Regions from separate parts of the Homo sapiens genome. Here regions 1, 2, 3, 4, 5 and 7 are each linked to region 6. A link is a contact called in ENCODE Hi-C or POLR2A ChIA-PET data. All regions are on one chromosome and are shown on one strand. The core of a region is the stretch at or near the end of the contact, and the rest is flanking DNA. Distances in the headings are between cores, read along the strand shown.

Region 1 (2,762 bases), core at 150-2,649, 3.6 Mb after region 6:
TTATTTTAAACTTTATTATTACTTATTTTATTTTATTTTCCTTCCACATAACTTCCAAACTGTCTCCCAAATTCAGTCTAGTTGATTAGAGTAAGAAATTTCACTTTCAATATACAAGGATTGAAAGGACCTCATCTAACCTTAGGTAGAGGTTCCACTTAGTATCACCTCTAATCGATGGTCTGAAATACTAGACATAAGTAGAGTCTCTTTCCCATCAGCAGTCTGACTGAGTGATACAGGACACTTAAAATGTGTTAAGCATTGAGACTGTGACATGCCTTCAATAGTGTTGGCCTCAGTTTTAGAATTAACATGGAATCCTGTTACAGAAATGATATATATTATTGTGACAAGTACCACTGAAGCTCACAAAAGGAAAAGATAAAAAGATGACAAGCAACTGAGAAGAAACAAGCCTCTTAAAAGTAAAAGTACTTGACAAATGGGAATTATCATACTTCTGTGGATGCAAAAGTTTGGTAGGCAGAGGTTAGTACAGTTTAATGTAACTTCCTGTGAGCTATCCTTTGCCTGAAAATATGGCTCTGATCCTATCTACAGCATTATATTCCAAATCTCTTTTGATTTAGAAATTCTCCTTAATATTTTCATAGCTATGTCTGAAAAGCACAGTTAATTCTTAAGACACTCAGGCTTACTATGATACTCTCATACTGTGGAATACAGAACTAATCTTGCTTCCTTCTCTTTTTAAATAGGCCCATTAGGCTCTCGTTCCCACTGTCATAAGGATTCCACTTTGTCTCCCAGGTTCATACCTACACATGCCTCATTAAAATTCAACGTGTTTTCAACTCCCAAAGACCTTAGTATTTGGATGAGAAATACTTGTTATATCCAAAAGAAAGAGAGTACTTGAGAGAGAAAAAAGTTAAACAAGGATCTCTGAGCGTTGATGGCTTTGTAATTTTTAATTTTTCCGCAGTTGTTTTGGCTACCATTTGGAGAGCATTTCATTTCCAAGAAACACAATTTGCCAATTACTCCAGAGATCCTGTTAGAAAGGAAATGGGTGAAAATGCCTCAGAGCAGTGGCACAAATGACCCATTCCCTTCTTATTTTTAGTGTTCATTAGTAATCATTTCTAGATTCTAGCATCTCTCTTATACCTGCCGCTTAAATACATAACTGAAACCCTTAGTAATGATTTGTCCTTTGGTGATCAATTTCAGCAGCAGTCACAAGGCATTTTAAATGAACAGAGGCCCCATCCGCCCCTAAAGCGGCCCATCCGACAAGAAGGGACAACTGGAAGTCTTACCCTTGACAAAATGTATCTGGATGATGTAATAGACAGCACAGTATTTCCATTTTTTCTCCATTGTCTTCTGAACACCTTACACCAGCATTTCTGTAATGATCACAAAGTCAATTGATGTTTTCAAGCAAACTCCAGCCACCCACTTCGTGCTAAAAAACCCGAACTCTACCACACACGCCTGGGTCTGTTTATCACTTGGCAAGCCCCCAGGAAATGAAACGTAGACAGGAAAGTAATGTGGTTCAGGACTGAGTATAACGTTCGACAGAACAATGTTGAAATTGTTCTCTGAAATTTGTGTATCACCTTATTTAAGAGACTTTTCAGTATCCAAAGAGTCTCTTATTCAGGATCTCTGTGTCAGTCAAGCTGCGTCTAAAATCCAAACAAAGGATATCACGCAGAGCAGTTGGCAATGTGCTTTTTATACATTTTTTTCAAGAGCACAAAGTCATTTAACAAATGTGAGCTTGGTGTTTTTCATAATAGTTTTTCTGTTCAATCTTAAGATATGTTTTCTTTCCAGAATTGCCCTGGGGTGAAAGAACAAAGAATTAACACATTTAATTTTAATAAAATCTGAAAAGTAACAGGGAATAGTGTCAGCTATCAAACCAAATTTTATTGTCTCTCCTCTTGCAGGGAAATGCACATTTCCTGGGAGTGGAGGAGTGAGGGCTACTTTTCTACCCCTCGTCTGGGAAGACGAGGGAAGGTTGGAGGTCAGATAGGGAAGTCTCCCACCAGGTTGGCTGGAGGCCATTTTTGTTCACCACAGAAGAGTTTATCCATGCCTAAGCCAAAGCAAGGCAGTAACAATCAGAATCCAAAGGCAGAGAATTCCCACCTCAGTGAGCTATTAGGCTTATTACATCTGCCTAGTTACTTCTATTTACAGAGAACCGCAAACAGGTTTCAGGAAAGTGACCCCTTGGTAAAAATGTCTGGCTATTCGTAGAACACGATGACTGTTCCCTGCTATGATTCTCTGATTTAATTGTATTAGTTTTTCAGCCTGAGATAAAATAGGCTGTCATCACCCTCCAACATTAAGAAAACAAGCATTAGACTGAGGACTACTGTAAGTTTGATGGACAAAGAATAACTACAAATAAACATGTGTGTCTTCATACAACCGTATGAATGATTAAAATATCCTGTGACCCTAATCTCATTACTAGAATATACGTACCACCTAGCAAGACCAAAGACAAATGAAAAGGCCAGTTGTAATCCTGAGATGGGAATTCTTTTCAGGTGAGGTGGAGATAATTTTCGTCAGGTTGTCATCATGTATACACCAATCTCTCCTATGCAAGGACTCGTGGTGAATATGGACGATGCTAAGACAGAAGGAAATGCTTTTGCCATTCAGGAGATTAAATTTAGATGGGAGAAGAGAGGTTTTCATGTAAATAAACAAGGGCGACTGTCTTCCTGGACGTCCAGATCACCCCCTATACCACCACTGCAAAT
Region 2 (2,800 bases), core at 1-2,500, 3.0 Mb after region 6:
TACCTCATCCTAAGAAGACACGAACATGTGTAAAGGAAGGCAAATCTTCTTATTCAAATCCCACCAGTGCTTCAGGATTCGGCTTCAGTCCTACTTCCTACAAAAAAACGTCCTCTGATTATACTGACCACTCTTTTCTCTGACCACCCGCAACCCTACTGTTTCTGTTTGTTTGTTTGTTTGTTTGTTTGTTATGGAGTTTCACTCTTGTCACCCAGGCTGGAGTGCAATGGCGTGATCTCAGCTCACTGCAACCTCTGCCTCCTAGGTTCAAGCGATTCTCTTGCCTCAGCCTCCTGAGTAGCTGGGATTACAGGCGCCTGCCACCACGCCTGGCTAATTTTTAGTAGAGATGGGGTTTCACCATGTTTGTCAGGCTGGTCTCGAGCTCCTAACCTCAGGTGATCTGCCTGCCTCGGCCTCCCAAAGTGCTGGGATTACAGGCTTGAGCCACCGCGCCCAGACTGCCTTTGTTTTTGACCCCTGGGTATTTTTTTCTGCTGTTTCCTGTTTCATCTGTACTGATCCTGACTCCTTAATAAGACTAACAGCTTCTTTTCTTATTGTTGTCTTCTCCACTAGTATCCCCATAGCCTTCCATAAAACACATCATTTTTTCAAATCTGTAGAACTAAATTAAATTGAAAGGCAAAAAAGAATCAGACACATGGCTGGAATTTTTGTTGGCAGAGGAACAGGAGCAGGTTCTGCTGATATGGCTGTTGCCATTCTATCCATATCTAAGTGACATCCAGAGAAGAGCAGTTTTCTTCTCAAATCCTTCAATTATTAAAACCTCACTATGTACCAGGCATTATGCTCATCATGATGTTGTGTGATGACCAGTAGATTTATCTCCTATAGCAGAACAGTGCATTTGTAAGGGCCGTTTTTTTTCAAACACCACCAAATATGTTAGTCACAAAGGTTAGTTTTTTCCCATACCATTTGGGCAGAAAAGTCAAATCTATGGAAAGTCCTCTCTATGACTTGCAAATGGTCAAAACCCAAGACAAGGTACTTGCATCTTGGTGCTTTCTGAACAAGAAGGGAAGAACAAAACCAAATCCTGCCTCCAGACATGAACAGGCTGTTCCTTCAAGTCCAAGCCCTTTCAGATACCAAGTCCTGCCAGAGAGGGCCTCAGAGAAAGAGGAGGGGATGGCCTCTGCCTGCTCTTGCTGGAACAGAGGGGAGAACCCAGGCCGCCCCAGCCAAACTTGGCTTGATCTTATTCACCCAGAAGAGGAAGCTGCCCTAAGGGAAATGAAAAAAATTATGCTCAACACCATTTACTGCAAAAAACAAACAAACAAAAACCCAGCCCAAAGCTCAGCCAATGGGAATGCAACAACACAGATGCAAAAATAATGTATTGTAAATGTTTTTAAATCATTCTCCATTAAAATTTTTCATTATTTTCTACAAAATACAAATACACTAAGGTTCACATTTAACATGCAGAAAATAAAGAGGAAGAAGAGAAATCCACTAGTTTCACTAGTTTAAGGAACAATCACTAAAATGAGACAATGATCTATAGTACATGTATCTTCTAGTTAAATAGGAAAGCAAATTCACATTATCCAGAGTCCTGGGTCATAAAGAACTCAAGTCAAATCTAGTCTGAGGCAGACACTCTGGCTCGTGCCCGCACACAGCTGCCCTTCACACTGACTTTAACCCAGGGCTCATTTAACTGAGAGGCGAGATCTCTCACAATACAGCACAAAACTCTTTCTCCTGGTAAATTTCTTTTCCCAACAAAACAATCAGTTCCCTCACAACAGGCAATTCTGTATCTGTAGACAACCAATACAGTTGCTAATATTCCTCCTACCCCCCAAATAGCTGGCAAAAGCTTCCAAGAGTTTATTTTCAAAGAAGAGTGGTTCTTCTTGTATCACAACCATCTGTAACAGGATACACAATCATTGCCTGAAGACACTGAGTCCCACAGGAAGGTTTGTAGCACTAGGCAACAAAAAGCCAATGCGTAATATCCAGAGCAGATATTAAACAGCCTTAATGATTCTCTAATGGAAGTTTATAAAAATATAAATGGAGTGACTATCCAAAGTGATAGTAGTGTGCTCAAAACTCACAGAGACCCATATTTCCAAAAAGGTGTTCAGGAATCACAGGAACAACGAGGAGCTGCAAAATAATGAAGAAACACATAGCTCCCGTCTGTAACTAGCTATATACATAGATTTCAAAGTAACCTTGGTGGTGTTCCTAAGGCTGGCTGGCTAAGATACTCAGGTACAGGTCATGGAAGTAGACACAGAACCACACTGCTGAGGTCTTCTAAAGTGCCTTCCTTTTCTTCACAGCCTGGCTTAGAGGTAGATCAAATCGAATGGTGGGGGGGAGGAGGATGACTTCAGTGAATAATTGGCTTAGTCTTCGTAACCTGGCTGCCTGCCTCTCCGTGCTCTACCAGCTCATGCTTACGCGATCCCACCTAAAAGAAGACAGTGCACCTCTGCACTAAAGAAAAAGTAGCCCAGGTGGGTGGAGTGCTTCAAGAATAGCAGTGCCATGATCACGCCACCGCACTCCAGCTAAGCGACAGAACGAGACCCTGTCTCAAAAAACAAAACGAAACAAAACAAAAACAAACAGAATACCAGTGACCTCCAACAGTGGGACATACCCGCTGACCCTATCGCCCCCACCCTAGCTGGCTTCCTGCCTTTGTCAAGACTGGACCCAGCTGAAGCAGTGCTCGGGAGCTGTTTTACTGGGCTTAGAGCCAGACTGTAGAATCGGGAGAGAAAGGAGTCTCCACCCCTCT
Region 3 (2,800 bases), core at 180-2,679, 3.2 Mb after region 6:
ACTTCTCAGTCTTGAGAAGAGAATCCATGTGTGCTGCTAAAGTTTTCCCCATTTTGTAATTAAGAAGTTGATTTTTTAAAGATGTAACTGAAGGCCTTAAAGTTATCCTTTTTACATAAAAGCTTGTTTCAAAGTATAGAGAAATATGCCAAATTTAAAACTTTTGGTAAGGACCAGTTATGCTGATCCACTCATGTTCATTTCCCATCTACTCAGCTGAGCACTAAAAAAAATTCTCACTATCCTCTTCCAGAAATCACCTCTTAAAACATAATTTCCCCGAGATGATTATAATTTATTTAATGTAAGTTCTAAGTAGACAGATTCATATAATTATATTCATAAATCATCTTTGAACATAAGGATTAATTCAAAGCCTGGTGCATAAGTGCTCAATGAATAAGTGCTAACTAGATGAAATAATATTATACTCTGGTTAATGAATTGACATACTACATTTTACTAGGAGTATTTGCATGTGTAACATGCCTTTTGGTTGCGCACAATTAAATGCAAGTTAATCTGATTATAAAAGTTTAAAAACTGGATACAAAAATCTCCATACAAAAGATCTCTGCCGTGACATTAATTACCACTCCAAGCACCATGCATCATCTGACAGCTACGTGGCAATGGTGTGAACCACACACAAAGCCAAAAAAATAAAAGGATCTAATTCAAAGACTATATATACATATAAGAGGTTCTCTGATTTTTAGCCCAAATTCTAGTTTCCTTTGTGCAATAATGATTATGGTTCTTTCACTGAGTGGGTGCAGCAAGAAAGCAGAACTAGAAATTAGGCTTATGAGGGCGTCTACACTTTTACAAAGAACATGCCTCGCATTGTTAGGTTCCCTAAACTCAAAGGAGAGTCAGTCTAAGCATTTTAGGAGTCACAATCTACAAATTCCTAGAAGTAACTAATAATAATGCATTAAATGCACATTTTAATTTTTTCTAGTGTTGGCCTTTAATGCAGGGGAGGCAGGTAAGGAGCAGGAGCTCTTTAAACTGCACAGTGTAAAACGCCAGCGAGGGCCCGGGGTGCCCAGAATGCCGCAGGGCCGCGGCAGAGCTCTCCTCACAGCCTTCACCAGAAGTCTACAAAGCGCCTAGAACTGGGGTGTTGAGAAAGGGGGAGGAGCATTTTTGAACCGGGCGCCAAAGACGCACTGCACAGGCACGGTAACTGACGGAACCCGAGGCGTTCGAAAGAACGCATCCTACTCCCGCCTTTCGGACACTGACCTGGGAGCCACCGTGGCGCCCGCTGAGGTATCCGTGCAAGCAGCACGCTGAGGCCACGGTGGGGACCGAAGGGGACGGCTGCCCAGCCCCAGCTCCGACAAGGTACCCAGGCCGCCACAGCTGCCAAGCGCGCAACCGCCATCTTCGTAGTTGTCCCCGCACCCTGCAGTGTCCCACTGAGGGACACGCTACGCAACGGAACCGAGGCTGCGCATGCGCTTCAGGCTGGAAGGCGGAACTTGCTAAAGAGCTCCCCGCAAGATTTTCAGCTTGCGAAGAGCGCACATGCGCAGAGCGTCGTGGCTCTTTCGTTTAGACTGTTGGTTCTACTAGTAGCGGGGTTTGGCTTGGGGCCTTTAAGATGTTTTGAGTGGCGTCGGGAGGCTGCCCTATCAGCGGGCTGATAGATACTACAGAGCTGGAAGCTCAGAAAGGAACCCTATCCAACGGTCCTAGATGGGAAACGTCTCCTGTCGAGGACACCAGGCTTGCTGCATCACCTGCAATCCCGCCGACCGCGTGACAGTTTTAACCTGTACTGGAAATGCTCCCAAGATCTGACATTAATCTCGCCTGTATAACCTGGAATGGTATCGGACATTCCCCGCTCTAGATCTATATGCCTGATTAACGAAATACTGAATTATCTTGGCCCCCTCCTCGTGCTATATGCGAAAATAAATTTCAGTAAAAAAAGATTTCAACGGAAGAATACAACTGAGAGGATTAAATAAATTTTAGGAGAATATTATATAATCCGGGGACAGAAGGGACTTTCTTAACCAAGATTTCAAAACCCCAACATCATAAATAAAAAATATATTTGTATACGAATTTAAACTTTTTGAATGGCAAAAGACACCTCAAGTTAAGAGCTTAGAAAAATGGATTTTGTAGCATAGATACATTAATACTTCTACTCAGCCTGCTCCTATAAATAAGAAATATAATTCAAATAAAATTGGCCAACAGCTATAAATAGGCAGCCCATATAAGGAAACATGATGCTCAAACTCACTAAATGAAAAACTGGAATTAAAAAAATAATGCCTTTTTCCCCCCATTCAGTTGGCAAAAAAGAAAAATAATTGGCAAGGATGCTAGACACTAGCACTTATGTATGATTGCTAGGAAGGTGAATTACTAAAATTTGTTGTGAAGTAATATGGCCACATCTATTACAATTTTAAAATATGCATCCATTCCAGTGCCTTTTAACGCAGTGGCACCAATTTGTGATTATCCTATAGAAAAACAACACTAGTTCTTAAGACTGCATATTATCTACTACACCGTTTTTAGAGGCAAAGAGAAGGAAAAAAATGGGAATGGCTAACAATAGAAAAATAGTTGAATAAATTGTAGTACAAGGGTTTCCGGACTCCAGCTCTAAATACCTTTCAAACTAATTCCTGGGGGCCTCAAGCATCAACCATGGAGTTTTACGTAGTAGTTTCCTATTTAAAAGTTATGGTGGCTTGTGTAATACTTTGAGTATATATAAGATAGTAAAGTAACTTTTATTATCCTGGTTATAAATTTGGGGGGC
Region 4 (3,084 bases), core at 30-2,529, 4.1 Mb after region 6:
CTCCCATTAATTACCACTTAAGTCCATTTCTCTTGCATGAGGCAGACTTTTTTTTTTTTTTTTTTTTTAGCACAGTCCTTAATAAGCAGGCTTCTAGTCTGGCATACCTGGGAAGAAAACTCAGAGACTAACTCCCAAATATGACAGGAAAACAGTAACATAACACGAGGGTCAAGAGATGGGAAACAGGCGCGTGACTGTTTTGGTTAGAACAGCCGGGGCACACAGTCCATGAAATCAGGTATTTAACACGTAAATCTTGTTCCTGCGGTTTGGTAAAATAAGCACGGGCAGTGTGAGAGACGTCCCACAAGCTGGAGGGCAGGGACGAGGGTCAATCTAGAGAGCTCCAGAAGCTGTCAGGGCAGAGCCGGGGGAGTGGGCACAAGACAGAAGAAAACTAGCTGTAGGGGATTCTGCGGCTGGGTGGGCTAAAATGGTGCCTTCTCCAGGGTGGAAGGCCATGAGAAGTGGACCCGGAGGCTTCATTCCATCGGGCTCCGGTCCCTAGGGTTTCTGGGCTCACAGCTCAAGTTTCACCGGGAAAAAAAGCGGCAAACGTGCATCCCGGCACCTTAACCTACGAGGGTTCCCAGAGAATGAGCGAGGAAGTAACGGTCCCCGGAGCAAACCCGGAGTTCGGCGCACGAAGCACCATCGCCAACCCTCGGCCATCCGCACGGCGACCCGCGCGGCCGCGGGGGAGGGCAGCGGGCCGCCGGCTCAGCATTCGCTGGCCTGGCCCTTCCAGGGCCTCGCCCCGGGCGCGGCGAAAAGTTTCCAGCCAAAGTCCTCGGCACTCGCTCGCACAACCAACCGCCTCGCTGCTCCAGAGAACGGCTGGCAGAGCCGGCCGCGGCGCCCGCACCCTCAGTGGCGGCTCCCTCAGCCCACGCCGGCCGCCGAGGTTCACCTACCACAGAGCCTGGAGAAGAGCAGCAGCGGGAAGAGCAGCAGCAGCAGCGGAGGTGGCGTCGGGGGCTGCAGCAGGAGCCCGGCTCCGAGGAGAGAAGCGGAGGAAAGTTGTGCTTTGCCGCCTCCAGGACACAGCGGGGACGGCCGCAGGGTCCGCGCCATCCCCCACCCTCCCCCCGGCCCGCTCGCCCGCCCGCCCCCCGGCTCCCCCGGCCCCGGCGCCTCAGGCTCTGGGCGGAGGCTGTGGAAGGTCCGGCGCGCGCGTCCCCAGCTCCCAGCTCTAGCGCCGTCGCTGCCGGCTGACACTTGGCCGAACGCTGGCGGCTGCCTCGACACCGCCGTCGCCGACGCCACTGCCGAGGCTGAAGCGGGAGCCGCCCGCCGCCGCCGCCACTCCCCTCCCCTCGGCACCCGCCCGCGTCGAACTCCTGGGAACTCGGAACGCACCACCCCGCCCCACGCAAGAGGGGGAAAAGAAACCGACTCTCAGAGCGGGCGCCCGACTCGCCCGCCCTCCCCGCGCAACTCCACCTCCCGTCTGATCCCCGGGCGCAAGCCCTGTCTCCTCCCACCCCGCCCTCCTACACATGCTCCTCCCCTTTCAAAAAAAAATATTCTTTTCATCCACTTTGATAACGGGGTTTCTCCCACAGCAGAGATTTAAAAGGGACAGGAAAATCTGGAATAGGTTAGTCGGCCCCGCCCCTCGTTCCTGCCTGGTTTCCCCCCTTCCCTGCCTTTCCAATGGTCTCGCCCACTCCACCCCTCGCGGGTCCACGGGGGCCCCGGCGCCGACTGAGGCGAGGGCTGCGGGACAATCACGCTCGGCCTTCTCCTCTCCCGGGCGGCGCTCTCCCTGTGGCGGGGACCTGGGACGAGGGGGTGGGGTGGGGAGGGGAAGGCAGGAGGGGGCTGCCCTTCCGTTGCCCATGCTAAAGGTTCCTGTGTAGGAAGCTGGACGCAGCCTGCTGGACTAGTAATCTTCCTCCTCGCTGGGGCGCGGGGCACTGAAGGGAGGGAGAGACTTTCTCCTCCTTCCTGTTCCCCGGGACAGCTGTGCTCTCCGAATCCTTCCCTTCTTCCCAGCCCACTTATTCCCCGCTCGCCAAGGCACGTTTGCACAGGCATTTTTCCTGCTCTTTTTTCTGGGAGGGCAGCTTGGTAGAATGGTCGGCGGAGCTGGGCGAGGAGAGGGGTCTTCAGAAGGTTTGCTTTCTTGCTCTTGCTTCTCACTGGCCGCTGGGCTGTCCACTTTCCGCGCCGGGCGACTGGCAACAGGAGGCCATGGATTTCCCCCAACGAGTGCGTTGGTGTTTTTCTTTGGTTTTGTTTCCTTTGCATGTTCGTATGTGTAGTTTTATTTTCTTGCCTGTTTTCGTTTGATGGCAGAGAGGCGACCTCGGGAAGTATTAAACATTTGCCCGTATAAGAAGAGCGTCTGTGGTCCACCATGACCCTCGCTCATCCCAGGTGGCTCTCCGCCCTGCCCTCTCCATCCTCCCGCCTCGCACAGTACCGGCAGCTTGACCTTGGAGCCACTGCCACATTGGTTCCGCGGGGGGAGTAGGAGGGTGGACAATTTGGACTGTCCAGCGTAGGGGGTGAATTGAAGGCAGAGGACACCAGTCCTCAGGCCTGACACTATTAATTTTATGTAGGTCCTGTCATCTCCACGAGATAGCCATAAATGTGTTCCAGTAACAGGAAAGCTGAACAAGGATCAGCCGCCCAGAAGTTAGCCTGTCGCAGCTAAACTAATGCATGCTTGCGGCCAAGACCACGCTGTCCTCGGCTTTCAGTCAATAGGGTCTTCCCACCTTCCGCCCGCTGGATTACAAGGCTTTACTAACCTCCAAGGCTACAAGCCATTCTACACCCTGCCCACCTCTTTTTTCTTTCTTAACTTCTGCCTCCCTTCCAGTCTCCCAGCGCTCGGTCTAGTGCCTTTTTCCCTCCAGCCCTTTCCTCTTCCCTCCCTCCCTGTGCCTGTCTGCCTCTGTCGTCCCCTGTAAGCTTGTCTCCTGCAGCCAAGGCTTTCTATCACCTATTCTCAAGATGCACTTATGAATAAACCTTGTCCTGCATCGCTCCGGGAGATCCCCTGATGATGATCATAATTGACAAAATGTAGCTATTGTGACATTCCTCAGCTGTGCTGACACCACCGTT
Region 5 (2,730 bases), core at 32-2,531, 4.2 Mb before region 6:
CCTGGAAAAAGAAATCTCCGCAGCAAAGGGTCCTTGTGCTGACTTTTCTTTTTCATTTACGAGTGTACCCTCTGTCTCCTTGGGGGCCCACCTTCTTATTCCCAGCAGGAAAGGGGAAGGGGGAGGACAGGAAATGTGGAAACCGCGTTAACAGCCTGATTGTGAACCAGCACTGCGACTGAGATGCGAGGAGGGAAGGACAAAAGTCCCTCCCTCGCTTTTCAAAAAGTAAGCCACAAAAGTTATAGAAACATTTTCTATTAAACATCATCTCCATTTTGCAGAGAACCTAAGGCTCCGAGGACTTGCCCAGGGCCATACAGCCGGTGAGCCCCAGGGCTCAGCCACAGCCCAGGTAACGAGGACAGGGCTTGCTCCAGCCACCATTGGCTGCCTCTTCGGCCTCCCTCTCTCAGGTGAGACAGTATGTCAGGTGAGGCAACTGAAACAATGTCCCTCAGTTCGGATGCATCCTCCCTCTTCGTTTCCTGTCATGAGACAGGTTTCTCCTCTTCCTGGATGTGGTTAAAAAAAAAAGAAGAAGAAAAGAAACAAAAGAAAAAAGGAAAGAAACGCAAAGCAAAGCCAAGCCCAACGTCTTGGCTCTCAGGGTTGCACCTCCTTTCTCTACCCGCGGGGTCTGGGCCGGCGGGGTGTGGCCGCAGCCCTGGGGCGCGAGAAGCCCATCCGGGCCCGAGGTGCTGGGCGGCCTGGAGCGCTGGCTGCCCCCAGGGCCGGCGGCTGTCCCTGGGGTTTCCCCGCTTCTGGGCTTTCCCCGCTTCTGGGCTCGGTGGCCGCGCGGGCGGGCGCCAAGTGACTCAGCCGTCCCCGAGGGCGTTCCGGGAAGCGGCCGGGGGCGCGGGCTTTCCTGTCGCCGCAGCGTGTGAGTCCCCAGCGCCGAAAGGGGATCAGAAACCGCTGGGCGGAGCAGCGGGAGGAAGCTGCGGCGCGCAGAGCAGAGTCAGCGCCACCGTCTTTCGAGCTGGAGCGGAGGGAACGTGGCCTTGACGTTGCTGAAGCTGAAGCGCCGGGCGGGCGCCCGGACCCCGGGGCGGGGCAGAAACGAGTCCGTTCCCTACTGCGGGGCGGGGGCAGGGCTGGAACGGGAGTTCAGGAGGGACAAGGACGTGGAAGGAGCCCAGCAGAGGGCACCCGGGACCCCCGCGGCCGGGCCGAGTTTGAAGGGAGCCCCTCTCCCCCTCCCCCTGGCGGAGCCCCCTGTAGGGTCTGACCTGGTGCCCCGCAACAGGAGCGGGAGGAGGAGCAGGCCCAGAGCGGCCGGGCCCCAGCCTAGAGGGGCGCTCGAGGGGAAGCGAGTGAAGTGAGGGCTCCGCCAGAGCAGCACCCCCTTCCCCGCCGTCCCTCCCGGACTGGCCGGTTCTCGTCAGAGATTCCTTTGTCTTCGACGCTGGTCCCTCCACACCAAGGTGGGAGGCTGAGGTGGGAGGTGGCAGAGCGGTGGGAGTGGGAGCAAGGCCGGAGCGTGGGTGGAGGCGCTGGCCGCGGGCTTGCAAGGATGGCACAAGGGAGACATCCAGGACAAACCATGGGGAACACAGCTGCCACTGAGAGAAGCTGCCCGGAGGAGGAAGGGGCTGCAAAGTTCAACCACCAGGCAAGGCAAGTCCACGAACAAAATCCCGGCTCTAAAAACAGAGCAGCAATTGTCACTGTGGGTTAGACGCTTTGAGTTACCTCTATTTTCATTTATGTCTAAGATAAATTCAAGAGACAAGGAGAAAGTCAGGAGGTTAAAATTCCAGCCTCTGGTCCCAGCTCCCTAAAGCCAGCTCCCTTCTTGTCTTTGCCAAAGTTTGCTTCTATGAATCAGTAATTAACCCCCACTTTTTTTCTTATGTCAGAGTTCCTTCAGTCACAACCAAGAGAGTTCTGACTAATAACACACCTTTTAATCCAGCAATTTTACTTCTGGGAGTTTATTCCAAAGAAATATTACATAACAAAAGAGCCATATGCCTCACAATATTCACTGTGGGCTTGTTCATAAAATTAAAACAATCATAACTATAAATGTCCAGTAATGGAGGCAGGGAATAAACTGGCATATTTATATGATAAACTACTATGGGCCGGGCGTGGTGGCTCACGCCTGTAATCCCAGCACTTTGGGAGGCTGAGGCGGGCAGATCACCCGAGGTCAGAAGTTCAAGACCAGCCTGGCCAACATGGCGAAACCCCGTCTCCACTAAAAATACAAAAACAAGTTAGCTGGGCGTGGTGGTGTGGGCCTATAGTTCCAGCTACTTGGGAGGCTGAAGCAGGAAAATCACTTGAGCCCGAGAGGTAGAGGCTTCAATGAGCTGAGATCGTGACACTGCACTCTGGCCTGGGCAACAGAGCGAGTCTCCGTCTCAAAACAAAACAAAACCTACGGAGCCTTAAAATGTTATATGTAGGGTTTTATAACTTGAATAAAGACTTCGGTTATAAGAAAGCAAGACACAAAATCATATATATATATAATATATATATACACACACACAGTGTAATCACAATATGAAAATGTACATAGAAAAAAAACACTTGAAGGAAATCCACCAAAATGTTACATCTTTGGGTGATAGAATTACATACAAGTATTTTTTTCTTTCTAAAACATTTATGTATTTCCCAATTTATCTACAATGAGGATAAGCATGTATTATTAAAAAGTATGAAAACATTGATTTTAAAATTTTACATATATAGTATATAATTATATATACATAA
Region 6 (2,974 bases), core at 65-2,564:
TTTGGTAAGAATTTGGCTCTGGGGAGTGCTATGTTGAATGACAAATGGTTGAGGACGAAGATTTTATTGAAGCATTTGAACCACACTTAATTTTCCGTGTTGCTTTATTTGTTCCTTTTACCACCCAGGATATTGAATTCTGTGGGCTCTGGTTGAGTCGTTGGTACTTCAGGCGTTCAGTAATAAGAAACATAATCTGCTTTTTCCGGCAGGATAATAAATCTCATTTATATTAAGGGAGGCTTACTCCAAACTCTTTTACATAGTATTTTTCTAAATCTTCTGCATGAACAAATTCTTCCTTGAGCCCTAGCACTGGGGACCCGGTCTGGCAACCTGCGCCCCATTCCGCGGGAATCAAGCGTGACCCGGTGCGGCCTTGCGCGCTGCCGCCAGCCAGACCCTCCCTCCGGCTTTCCCACCCACCGCCCGGGATCCAGCCTCCATCCCGCTGCCTCAGCTGTCCAAGACAGCGACACCCCCCTCTCCGCTCCCGCGGCTCCCCCGGCGCAGCTCGCCGCGCCAGACAGCGGGTAACCGCCGCCTCCGCTGGGGCATCCCGGCTCCACAGGCCCAGCGCGCTCCAGACACCTGCCTCTCACTGGCCACCGCCGCTGCCCCTCACCCCGCAGCCCTCTCGGCAATTGGCCCCAGGCCGCCGCTCGTCATCCTCAGCCTTCTCCTAGAGTACCGCCTCCGTCGCCGGGTCATTTAAGTTTATCACAAATAAATAAATAAAGGAGGAAATAGAAATGCGTAGAAAGTAAAAGCAGTAGGGGGTGGGGGAGATGGGGCGTGGAGGAAAAGGAGGGAGGAGCGGAGGAGTAAGCAACCTAACCTGATTGCGCCTGTGTCGACCAATCATGGCTCACTCCAGTCCGGTCTGACGGGCTCCCTGAACCAATAGCCTTCCACCTCCCGGATCACTGAACAACGAGATACGATTGACCTTTTCAGAAAGGGTGAAGGTGCGGCGGGGGGAGGGGGTTGTGGGGGTGGGCGAAGTGGAAGGATTGTCCACCAATCGCCTGTTAATACTTCTCTGAGCGAAGTTTCCGCGTCCCAATGGATGTTTGAGATAGCGGATTGGGCCTCTTTTAGCCCAATCGAAGGTGACAGAGATGAGGGAAGAGGAAGAAAGGGGCGGGGACGGGGGGGCGGAGGGGAGAAGGAAGAGTGCATTTTGTTTATGGGCGGCAACCTCACGAGGGGCGTCCCATTCTCATTGGCTCACTGAAGCCAAGATTGGCGTGAGAGCTATCCTATAGCGGGGAGAGATAGAGGGTTCGCGGAGTGAAGCGTCCAATGTGGGCCTTCTGCCGAAGAAGTAGGGGCGGGGGGAAGTTTAGGAGTTGAGGAAAGAAGATTAAAGAGCGCGAGGAGGTAATGCCACAAACTCTAATTTGTTGTGGGACGGGCGGGAGAGAGGGAGGAGTGTGTGCGTGCCGAGGGGGATGAGGCGTCTGCGAGGCGCCTGGAGTGGGGGGCGGCGGGACTGGGAAGGAGGGGAGCGGGGTGGGGTTGGGGGAGCGAGTTACAGAGCGGCGAGCCAGCGGGCCCTGAGCTGGATGAGCGCGCGCGCCCCCGCGCCCCGCCCCGCCCCGCCCCGCCCGCGCCCCCTCCCCCGGCGCCCTTCTTAGCGCCCGGCGGCTGCCTCGCCCGACCCGGCGGGGAGGTGGGAGGGAGGCGCGGGAGGGTCGAAGGGTGGCGGGGCGGGCGGGACGTCCCGCAGCTGGAAACGTGTCTTCTGCCTTCTTCTCTCTACTCCCTGCGCCTGGAGCCGCTGCTTCCAAGAAGAGGAGCTGAGGGGGACTAGCCGGGGCTCAGGAGCTGCTAGAGGCGCCCGCTTGTCTTCTGCCCCCTCCCTCCTCGCCCTCCCCCGCTTGCCGTGGCTCTCGCGGTCTCTGGAGCGTCTTCAGAGAACTGGGGGGCAGGAGGTGTCCTGGCCCCACAGCCGCTGGATGTCTCTCCAGACGCCGGAGCTCCCGGCCCCCGCCTGCTTCGCTTCTACGACTAGAGAGGAGGGGGCTTGGGAAGGGAAGACACACCTTTCCTTCTTTCTCTTCTTTGGGCCACTTCGGAAACATTAAAACATGTTAACACTTTTTGATTCCTGATATAAAAATGGTTGGAAGGTTCTTGAAAGTTTAAAACAAATGCCGTCTCTCGTACACTGTTTAATGTATTCCTGTCTGTGTGGCTTTTGGGTCCTCCCCCCACCCCCCGCCCCCAGCTGTTATCCTTTTTAAGGATGCTGAAGAGGCAGGAGGCAGGGATTTTCTAAAAGTTCTATTGATAAACACACTTGCACAAACATATGCTAGGCACACACACAAACTAAACATTAGCGAAAAACACAATATGGCGTACAGCTACGGTACCTAGCGCGGTAATCCGCTGATCTCTCACTCCGAACTGGGTTGAATGAGGTCAGTAGCAGGATGACAGCTCTCCAATGAAAATCTGAATGAATCAGGAAGTAGTTTGGAAGCTTGCGGGTGTAGTACTGTCCTCAGAATCAGCATTGGCCAAACCTAAGTTGAACATGTTACCTTTCTAGACATGTGAAAATCTTCTCCACTGTTTTTTCTATTAAAAATACCAAAAGGGTGCTAAAGTCAAGTTTCCTCACTGCGTGGCGGTGTATACATTTCAGCTAAAAAAATTATAGAGGCCATTCACCCAATGTTTTCAAGTGAACGCTATTCTGAAGTTACTGTTGTAACTTGTTGCCATTGAAAGTTTTAAAACACAATTACCATTTTATAAATAAATAGCTGTAGACACTAAATTTAAGTGATAACCAGTCATCTTTAAATTTATAATGGTTTGTTTTCATTTCTGTTCATGCTCCCAATCCCAAGTACCCTTTGCTATTTTGTGGAAATATTTATATAGATCCCCCTCCACTCCCGGTCACATACAGTCAGCCCTTCCTGTGCCTGGGTTCTGCATCTGTGGATTTAACCAGCTG
Region 7 (2,969 bases), core at 161-2,660, 4.1 Mb before region 6:
TCTCCGCTGGATTCCCCCATCCCCAACTCCCCCCTACCCCCATCTGACCTTGAAAACAGAGAAGTTTTCCTTTTCTCTACTTACCCTAAACTATTTAAAAATGGAGGCCCTCTGACCTTTTTACAACACTCTTCTTGTCTGACACACCAAATGTTAATCTGAAAGCCAAGAGGAGGGAAAAGGTCTTGCAGGGCGGGGAGGGGGTTGTGGAAAGGGGGTGGAGGTACTATATATTTGGCATCAGCTCAGAAATTCAGAAATGTTTGTGCAACCACTCCCCCAGCCAGGATCCTCCCCCACCCCCCACCCGCAACTGCCTTCTAACACATTAATAAAAAAAGATGTGAGCAGACGAAATTGGAGAGCCCAGGAGGGACAGCTAAGGCGGTCATGATTTTGTACCCAGGCAAGACCACTGATCACCATCCCACATGTCCACCCCTCCTCCCTCCCTTCCAACGTGCCAAGTTTAGGATTGGGACCTCTGCAGCTTCCACCCCCATCCCCTGAGGTGGCCCGGTAAACTTGCGGCAGTACCACCCATTAACAGCTTGTGTGAGGCAAACGGAAGGACTGACACAGCAGCCTCTGCGCGTCGGGACAGCAGCGCTGTGCACCTTAAGAATCGTTTATGTTCTTTAAAAAAAAAAAAGAAAAAAAAGTGCAATGAGCGCACAGGCCTGGAATACATTAACTTGTGAACCGACTCTATCACAACTCGAGAGAGTCCGTCTCTCCCTCAAACAAAAAGAAGGTGGGGGCGGGGGAGAAAGGCCAAGGCACATTACCATCCTGTCCCGAGCTTTCCAGATACTCCGTCAGGTCACAGCCAAACGCGCTGGCGGCTCCCTTTCGTTTCAGCTTCTGCTTAGCACCCTTGTTCTTCATGAGTTAGTCCCAAAGAGGCTGCCCCTCCGTCTCTGCCGCCCCTCTGCTTGGCACCGCTGTAAGATGGGCTCCCGGGCTAGATCACCGGCTGCCCCGCGGCTCTGGGGGGCCGCATCGGAAGATGGAAGAACTTGGGCTGGGGGCCCTGCGCATGGACCCCGCGGGCCGCGGGCCGGCAGAGCCTGAGATCCACCCCGCGCCGCTCCGGGGCCGCCGTGCCGAGGCCGTGCAGACTGGCAGCCGCGGGCCGGCTCGCCTGGGAGTGTCACTTCCTCACTTGGAGTCCTAGGGACTTTCACAGGCTCCTGCGGTGTCTTCGGGTGTTTCTCCTCAGCTTAAGAGGGAGGGCAAGCTCTCCCCACCCCTTACTAAGTGCCCCGGAGACGACGCGGACGCGGGGCGAGGAGACTGCCCAGGGGGCTGCGGTGGGTCCTGCGCCCTGGGCCCGCTGTCTCGCCTTCAGACGACTTTGGTAGAGCGAAAAACAAGCATCCTGTCGCTGCTGCCCGCCCTCACGCCTTCCTTTTTTTCCTGTCTTACAAATCCTAGGATCATCCAGCTCAGGAAATGCTGGAAGGAAGTTAGCTAGGGAGGGGGGCGGTGGGTGGAAATTTTTGGCAGCTCGGTGCTTGTGAGTGTGTGGAGCTAGAGGAAGTAGGTGGGTGGGTTGAGGAGCACGGGGTTGGGGTAGAGAACGCGTTCTCCCGAGAGCAGTTCTGCGACTCCAGAGATAACTGGGCAGCCCCGGAGGAAATCGCGCTCTTCTCGCAGGACCCGCAGCCGCAGCCGCCGCTTCCTGCCCCGCCGAGCCGGCTCTTTGAAGTGGCGGGAGGAGGTGCGCTGGCATTCTGCGGGGACCGTGCTGGTTGGGACTTTCAGAACCCTCTGCCCTGGTTTTATCCTCATTGTCATCGTATCTTTGACACTTTCTATTTCGGTGCCCGCCTGTCTGCTACGCAAATACTTAAAGAGTAATGACAGAGACAAACAGGGGACTCCAGCGGAGAAACCTGACAGGCAGTGGCTTCACGCCGGCCACTCCCATCCCAACCTCCTCTGCAGCGTTCGTGCACCCCCACCTCAGCTCACTCCCCTCCCACTCTGGGGTAAAGATACCCCTGGGCAAAGAGAGGCTGCAGCTTTGTAACCACTGCCCAGGAAATCAGATTTCTGGTTACATATTCAAGACACACACACACACTACTGCAAAGTTTTCTAAATGGAAGTGATTTGGGGGGGACAAACCAGGATTTAAGATGCCTCTGACACATGAAATGTGAAGAAAGCAGTCTCCCAGGTTCTTTCATAATTTGTTTCAAGTTGTTTCAAGAGGGCATGTTTTTTTCTTCTCCAGTTAGATTTTAAATTCTTTAACTTCTGTGTACTCAGCACACAGAAAGCACTCAAATTCTTGTGATTTAACCATTTGAGGATTAGATGAAACTTCCTGTATAAATTCAAATCCATATACAGGCTTGAAGGATAGGGGCATATGTCATACAGCTCAGATTGCTGGCAAAGCTGCATCCGTAGCATTTTAGGTACTGAATCCCTTTACAGTCACTGTCTCTCTATGTAACCTTAACAGTCTATGAACTTTGACCCTTGACATTTTCTCTATGTCAGAGGTCACAACTTGATAGCCACCCTGCCAGATCTGGCCCATAGATGTACTTGGCTGGCAGACACCATGCTTTAACACGTTTTAAAATTAGTAGCTAGCATTAAAAAGTTAAGAGATTTCACATAAAATCTGAATTTCTGGCTTCTCTTGAAAAAATGGAAGATCTAGTTACACCACAAGTGCATTCCCATATGGCAAGGACGGCTGATGCTGAGTTGTGGCAGGCCCCTTGGAGGCACCCTCTTTAGAGAGACGACTCTTGCAGTTTTGCAGACCCCACGGCCTGTCTTCCCCCTTTTGCACCTGCCTGGCCTCTGCTGCCACTTGAGTTTGCAGCCCAACCTCTATGAATTGTCTTTCCTGTTTTTCATTTTCCATCTCTCAGTGACACTGAGAAGCATTTGCCCCAGTCATCTTGGTGAAATGTCTTCAAGTAACCACAGACTCATTTGTCTCC

Evidence for each region. Hi-C counts contacts between places; a loop is a spot of excess contacts on that map. ChIA-PET counts read pairs that join two places held with the same protein, here RNA polymerase II (POLR2A). Pooled maps may share reads with other maps.
Region 1: a map of CD8-positive, alpha-beta T cell shows a loop between it and region 6 (10-fold over the local background). The contact joins the promoter of CD96 here to the promoter of ZBTB20 in region 6. A Hi-C loop is called at or near these places in 3 of 168 maps with a recorded cell type or tissue (CD8-positive, alpha-beta T cell and naive thymus-derived CD4-positive, alpha-beta T cell) and 9 of 50 pooled maps. POLR2A ChIA-PET finds 5 or more read pairs at or near these places in 1 of 52 experiments (CD8-positive, alpha-beta T cell).
Region 2: a loop to region 6 is called in a map with no recorded cell type, with 5 times the contacts of the local background. The contact joins the enhancer-like site here to the promoter of ZBTB20 in region 6. A Hi-C loop is called at or near these places in 3 of 37 single-sample maps with no recorded cell type and 5 of 50 pooled maps.
Region 3: a map of ascending aorta shows a loop between it and region 6 (7-fold over the local background). The contact joins the promoter of ABHD10 here to the promoter of ZBTB20 in region 6. A Hi-C loop is called at or near these places in 2 of 168 maps with a recorded cell type or tissue (ascending aorta and naive thymus-derived CD4-positive, alpha-beta T cell) and 9 of 50 pooled maps.
Region 4: a map of gastrocnemius medialis shows a loop between it and region 6 (20-fold over the local background). The contact joins the promoter of NECTIN3 here to the promoter of ZBTB20 in region 6. A Hi-C loop is called at or near these places in 2 of 168 maps with a recorded cell type or tissue (CD4-positive, alpha-beta memory T cell and gastrocnemius medialis) and 8 of 50 pooled maps.
Region 5: a map of naive thymus-derived CD4-positive, alpha-beta T cell shows a loop between it and region 6 (12-fold over the local background). The contact joins the promoter of ARHGAP31-AS1 here to the promoter of ZBTB20 in region 6. A Hi-C loop is called at or near these places in 1 of 168 maps with a recorded cell type or tissue (naive thymus-derived CD4-positive, alpha-beta T cell) and 7 of 50 pooled maps. POLR2A ChIA-PET finds 5 or more read pairs at or near these places in 1 of 52 experiments (GM10248).
Region 7: a loop to region 6 is called in a pooled map, with 7 times the contacts of the local background. The contact joins the promoter of ARHGAP31 here to the promoter of ZBTB20 in region 6. A Hi-C loop is called at or near these places in 5 of 50 pooled maps. POLR2A ChIA-PET finds 5 or more read pairs at or near these places in 2 of 52 experiments (activated CD4-positive, alpha-beta T cell and naive thymus-derived CD8-positive, alpha-beta T cell).

The regions. Positions count from the first base shown.
Region 1 is chr3:111,540,834-111,543,595 of GRCh38, reverse strand. CD96 (CD96 molecule) reads right to left here and starts at 1,399. Exons shown (of 14, transcript NM_005816.5): 1 at 1,287-1,399. The coding sequence starts at 1,347. It overlaps LOC105374039 (a long non-coding RNA gene), which reads right to left. Exons shown (of 3, transcript XR_001740846.1): 3 at 1,593-1,661.
Region 2 is chr3:112,116,766-112,119,565 of GRCh38, reverse strand. It overlaps C3orf52 (chromosome 3 open reading frame 52), which reads right to left. Exons shown (of 6, transcript NM_024616.3): 6 at 1,356-2,800. Among named protein-coding and RNA genes, the nearest start is that of MIR567, 5.4 kb to the right of the region's middle. Within about 2 kb of position 1,250, at least 5 of the 41 ENCODE cell types and tissues checked have a DNase peak (open chromatin) inside an H3K27ac peak, as active enhancers do.
Region 3 is chr3:111,977,655-111,980,454 of GRCh38, reverse strand. It overlaps ABHD10 (abhydrolase domain containing 10, depalmitoylase), which reads right to left and starts at 1,429. Exons shown (of 5, transcript NM_018394.4): 1 at 1,252-1,429. The coding sequence starts at 1,393. RefSeq lists enhancers at 1,190-1,239, 1,260-1,309, 1,320-1,369, 1,228-1,787.
Region 4 is chr3:111,070,011-111,073,094 of GRCh38, reverse strand. NECTIN3 (nectin cell adhesion molecule 3) reads right to left here and starts at 1,279. Exons shown (of 6, transcript NM_015480.3): 1 at 918-1,279. The coding sequence starts at 1,077. LOC151760 (putative uncharacterized protein LOC151760) reads left to right here and starts at 1,329. Exons shown (of 4, transcript XR_007096272.1): 1 at 1,329-1,603. RefSeq lists a silencer at 1,452-1,551.
Region 5 is chr3:119,321,311-119,324,040 of GRCh38, reverse strand. ARHGAP31-AS1 (ARHGAP31 antisense RNA 1) reads left to right here and starts at 1,281. Exons shown (of 2, transcript NR_046748.1): 1 at 1,281-1,427. The region is part of intron 1 of ARHGAP31 (Rho GTPase activating protein 31); the gene reads right to left. RefSeq lists enhancers at 1-752, 753-1,610 and silencers at 574-923, 974-1,333.
Region 6 is chr3:115,145,628-115,148,601 of GRCh38, reverse strand. It overlaps ZBTB20 (zinc finger and BTB domain containing 20), which reads left to right and starts at 1,314. Exons shown (of 12, transcript NM_001348800.3): 1 at 1,314-1,383. RefSeq lists silencers at 319-538, 1,099-1,268, 1,579-1,848 and enhancers at 589-798, 2,529-2,638.
Region 7 is chr3:119,292,824-119,295,792 of GRCh38, reverse strand. It overlaps ARHGAP31 (Rho GTPase activating protein 31), which reads right to left and starts at 1,410. Exons shown (of 12, transcript NM_020754.4): 1 at 789-1,410. The coding sequence starts at 888. RefSeq lists a silencer at 978-1,097 and an enhancer at 1,938-1,987.